Regions from separate parts of the Homo sapiens genome. Here region 1 is linked to region 2. A link is a loop called in an ENCODE intact Hi-C map of the cell type or tissue named here. Cell type or tissue: gastrocnemius medialis. All regions are shown on one strand.

Evidence for each region. Peaks named below come from ENCODE experiments on the same cell type or tissue, not always from the same donor. Only the 100,000 strongest peaks of a DNase experiment are listed, where the experiment ranks them.
Region 1: it touches region 2 in a loop (4-fold over the local background); 3 of 110 quality-filtered maps call a loop at or near these places.

What each region holds. Positions count from the first base shown.
Region 1 is chr15:96,284,415-96,286,914 of GRCh38, reverse strand. All of the region lies in intron 2 of NR2F2-AS1 (NR2F2 antisense RNA 1), which reads left to right. Among named protein-coding and RNA genes, the nearest start is that of NR2F2-AS1, 41 kb to the left of the region's middle. In gastrocnemius medialis, no CTCF peak of the experiment used is centred here; a DNase peak (open chromatin) is centred at 994; H3K4me3 peaks cover 1,189 bases; H3K27ac peaks cover 1,741 bases.
Region 2 is chr15:96,052,026-96,054,525 of GRCh38, reverse strand. All of the region lies in intron 1 of LOC112268156 (a long non-coding RNA gene), which reads right to left. LOC105370998 (a long non-coding RNA gene) reads left to right here and starts at 1,150. Exons shown (of 4, transcript XR_001751688.2): 1 at 1,150-2,272. In gastrocnemius medialis, no CTCF peak of the experiment used is centred here; DNase peaks (open chromatin) are centred at 605, 995 and 1,455; H3K4me3 peaks cover 1,297 bases; H3K27ac peaks cover 2,405 bases.

The sequences.
Region 1 (2,500 bases), 230 kb before region 2:
AGCTGTTCCCAGTGTCAGGCTCTGCTCTTTCATTTTTCCCTCGTTCCCTTCCTCATGTTCTGCTTCCTTCCATTCCCTAGTTTATCCCTGCCCCTGCCTAAAGCCCACCAGGGCATCCATGGGACTTAGCTTTCTGTCCCGGAGGTGGCTCAAGCAGGGTGGACATACCTTTCTGAAATTCTTATCTATGTCTTAGGAACTTTTACAGTGGAGCTGTTGTGTATTGATGCAGCGGACTGGATGTGGCTTTCGAATAGTGATTGTCTGCTTTTATTTTGTTTACTGCTTAATCTGCTGGGGTCAAGTTACCGAAACTTCTACGTATAAAGACAGTCCTTGCCTGAATTTCCGAGGGAATCTTGCCCCAGAAATCAAGCCTTTGGTTGCAACGGGCTGCCTGGCTGCCTTCGGCTTCCCTCTGTGTTCCAGCCTGACTGGCATATGCATACACTGTTTCCTCATGTTGCCTCTTGTTATTCTTTTTAATTGTCCCTTAATGTACGTTTTTTTTTTCGTTTAGGCAATTTGAAATAGAGCATGTGCAGCTCTGCATAATAATATATGATAGGAAACATTTCAAGGAATAAATTATTAGAATTGTTTACATGCATGGTTCAAATTTACTGGCAAATTGCTTAGGCCTCAGTTTTATGATGTAGCTGCCAGCTAGGCTCCTTCAGGGTGAAACTCTGAAATAGGAGAAGCTGCCCAGCGCTGTCCCTTCCCAGCACTTCCTCTCCTTGTTCCTGCCCTTTCAACACCTCCCTCCTTTCCCGCCCCCAAATAACTCTGTGGAGCTGCCAGGCCTTTTGCACCTTAATGTGAAGACATTTCGTGGGTCCTCCCCGGACCCGCCCCCAGCAAAGGTGAGGTGCGCAAAGGAATAAATCTCCAATGGTGTAATTTTAGACACTGTGGCAACTGGGCAGCGCGGCTATTTTTGGCCATGGGGCTTTCTCCTTGACCTGAGATGATATTGCCTGGCTGCTGCCAGTGCACCCGGCCAACCCTGCACGCGGTCCTTTTCGCAACGTGTTTGCCATTCCTGGGGGCTGGCTTCTTCCTCTTTCTGTCAAGCAGCTCTGTGCTCATGCACGATGCTGTGTGTTTGAGCAAGGGTGTGAAGCGGTCGACGCGTGCCCACCTAGGCTTGCCCCAGGGTGACACTCTCAGGCAGTGGTCAGGCCACCTCTGAGGGGCAACGCAGATGGAACAGACGTCCTTTCACATTGGGGGTGGGGGAAGATTTCCGGTCCAGTTTCTGGGTCTCCCTCAGCCTCCATACTTGATCAGCTGCTCAGCGACCATTCTATGAGTCACTCCTTCTCTGGGTAAGGCGAGCCAGGCAGCCTCCAGGCCACAGGGTTCATGCATTCCCGCCCACACTGCTTCATTTGAAGCCGCATCCTCACAGAGATTCTTCTGACCACCCGGCTTGCTGTCTTCCCACTCAAGCTCCTCATGCAGCTGCTGTCTACAGACCCCCTGGACTGCCTGGGGAAGTGAGTCGGAGCTCCTGCAGCAGAGGGGTGGAACAGCTACACGAAGATCCGAAGGTGGCCAAAAATAACAGCGCTTTCCAGATGAGGGTAATGTTATAGCCAAGATCATCGCTGGGGTAGGGTGTCTTGTTCTTTGTTTTACAACCTAAAAAGTACACAGAAGACTCAAAGATCATTCAGGAAGGAGGAATCAAGTCAGTACAGAACAGAGAAATGGGAGCAGTTAAAAACAAAGGAATTGAGTTTCTTTATGCCAAAAGAGAGAAAACAGAGGCCTTTTATAGATAGAGAGAGAGCCCTGGCTATCTGGATGGAAGATCTGTTTTCTCCAGCTTCCATGGCCGCAAAAGAAGGGGAGAATTCTGAATTTGCAGAGAGAGAGAGAGAGAAAAAGTGAGAGAGAGAGAGAGAGAGAGAGAGAAAGGATATAAGGAGAGACTGACCAAGGAACAAAAGAGCAAGGAGTTAGACAAAAAGGGAGAAAAAGATCAAGAGACAATGTTGCCGTCTCTTATCTGCTATTGGATGAAATTTAATAGAAACGTATTGAGAACCAACTATATCTAATCCAGTTATCTATTTCTGCATGACAAATCGCCCTGAAATTTATTAACTTAAAATCACAAAAATCAAGTTATGATGATCTGTCATTGTTTTGAGTGTTGACTGGGATCAGCTGGGTGGTTCCCACACAGTCTTTCTTGAGGATAAAGATGAGGTCTGGCGGAGGCCAAGGCTGGAGTCATCACTGAGGCTGCCTCACTCTCATGTCTGCTGGTTGATGTTGGCCATGGCTGCGACCTCAGCTGGGGCTGTCAACTGGAACCCCTGCATGGGGTCACTCCATGTAATCTGAACTTCCTCACGGCATCTCATCCTTGCACTTCTCACATGGCCACTCAGGACTCCAAAGATGAGTGTCCCAAGAGAGTAAGGTTGAGGCTGAATGATTCTTTATTTTATTTTATTTTTTTTCTTGAGATGGAGTCTCACTCTGT
Region 2 (2,500 bases):
GGAACTGCTTTCTCAGCTGCACATTCAAAGTTTTAGCCTGGGTGCCCGGCAAGGTCCCCCAAAACCTGAGAATTTCATGAGGGAGAGTGTTCCAAGTGTTCAAAGTGATTTTCATGTGGTTAACGCTAAGGATACATTGGCCCTCAAAGAACCTTCATTCTGTAACCTTGTCCCTAACATACTTAGTTACCTCTGTAAGACTTGTTTGGGGTGGGGCCGGGGGAGGGCAGGGAAGTGTCAGGGTTTTTAAAACAAAAGGAAGAGTTCTCCTCCGGCCTCCTGCAGACCTCCTCACCTTGCAGACCAGCTGCCTTTTCTGCCCCCCACCGCCAACCCTGAGTTTCCACTCCTGGAATAGGCATCAGCTCTGCAGAGTTTTTATGCTGTGAACTCAAAATTTCCGGGGCAAAAATCTCTGCACCCAGGATTTGCCCCTTCTGAACAGTTTCACCCATTCTTAAAGGAAGGGAAGTTAAAAAGAGTGGGGTCGAGGCCCGGAGTATTTAAACAGAGGCCTCTTTATCTTCTTCTCCCCTACTACCGCAGGGCAGCCTCCGAAAGTTATCAGAGTGTCATTAACAGGGACAGCTGCTGGTAAACAAGGAGGATGTCGACACCAGCGCCTCCGTCAACAGGAATTTCACTTTAATCTGTCCCTTACTTAAAGAAACACTCCTCTCATTCTCTCTCTCTCCCTCCCTCCACGGTGCATCATTTATTTATCTCCGTCAACTTCCAGATAGAAGACTGGCCTTAACTCCAGAAAGCCCACTGGGATAGAAAATTAATAAGGTGCTAGGGACATCCACCTTAGGTCAATTCGAGGGGACGCGGAGAGAAAGGGAACTCGCTGTGGAGTTCCCTGCTTAGCTGGAAACCGATCCTACATATTTATAAAGGTGAAACTGGAGGGCTGCCAAGCGCCTGCATTTAAGTGATTAACAAACGTTTCTCTTTAAGTGGACACCTCTTGTTCTAAATATATTTGACAAGAATGCAAAGAGTCATCTGGAGGGCAGAGAGGGCGAGCCCGGGCCTCCTCTCGCGAGGCGGACAGGCTGGCAGGCCCGGCTCCCTGCTCGGTGCCAGCCCGGTTCACCGTCGCCGGTGGGCAGGCTGCCAGCGCCAGCGGCTCCCCGCTGTTTAACGACAATGGATTTACTGCTTCTCTGCATATTGGTGTTATTTTGTATAAACAAGGTTAACACTCCTTTTAAATTAAATGCACCACCTGGTGACTGAGTGGGTGACCTTGCCAGCTTTCTTCACCTGGCTCGGGGAAGCCCAGGCTTTCGCTCCGATTTCAACCTGTGGCTCTCCTTGGAATCTCTTTTGCTTCTCACTTAAACAGAGCTCCTGGAGGAGGTTGGCCGGTGACTTGCCCTCTGACCCCGCCGTGGGGGACGAGACCCGATGGAGGTACTAGGGGCCCCTGCGGCTGAGCCCGTGTCCAGGCACCTTCCACGTGGCGCAGGGCGGATCAAGGCTTGCCCGGGGCCAGCGCGGGGCTGCCGCCAGCACGAGAGCCTCGGGGACCGCCCTCCTCCGGCAGCCGGTGTCAGCGGAGAGTGACAGACGGTCTGGTGGGCCCTGCCAAGGCAGCCCCTAAATAGAGATCTCCAGAGGGGGCAACACCATAAAAAAGGTTCTTTGTGTTTCACTCTAGCGTGGTATTGCTCTAATATAGAGCTCGGCACTTTCCCCAACCTCTAGGAATTCGAACACCTGGAAAAATTCTCCTGGCTTTACATTGGAGGAAATTTAATGGTGTAAACCAACTCTGCAGGGGGGCCCCCTTTGATTTGAGAAAGCAGTGATCTGCGGTGCAGTGCTGAGCCGAAGGGGCTTGGAAACGACTTTGCCTGAGAATGTCCATTCCTCAAACACTTTAAGGATGGCTTCGAGTTGTTTAGAAAAATTTAGGCAGACAGCACCGTCTTGGAAGCATCTAGAAACTTCGAGAGAAATAAACTTCAGTTACTCGTTTAATTACAGGCATCAGCTTGCCAGTTCCCTGCTAACTGTCCATTTCCGAATAGGGCAGAATTTTTCAGGGGTCTTTGCTGTGCTACTACAGCTTTATGAATTGTAGACCGGTTTGTCAGCCTTATTTTAGCTCGGCAAATAAGGAAATCATACCTGGGAAAGTGAAGTGACTTCCCCAAGGTCACCTGACCCAGAAGCCAAGACTCCAGGCTTGTAAGTTCCATGATGTTGATGCCCTTATTGTTTCCCTGTGGAGTCCTGCTACCCAGAAAGTAAGCTGTGAGCTGTAAGTATAGAGAGTTTTACTCTTAGCAGCATAGAAATAGCTGGGTCAATAGCTTCTGCTTAAATAGTTTCTTAGTAGCTCAAATTGGGATAATAGAAATGTCTCTTTAAATAGGCAAAGTCATTCCAGTAAGTGATATAATTTTACTTGCTAGAATCCTAATAATTTTATTAAAAATAAGATATGGAATGTGGATTTATTAATACCTTTCAATATTTGAGGTAAAAT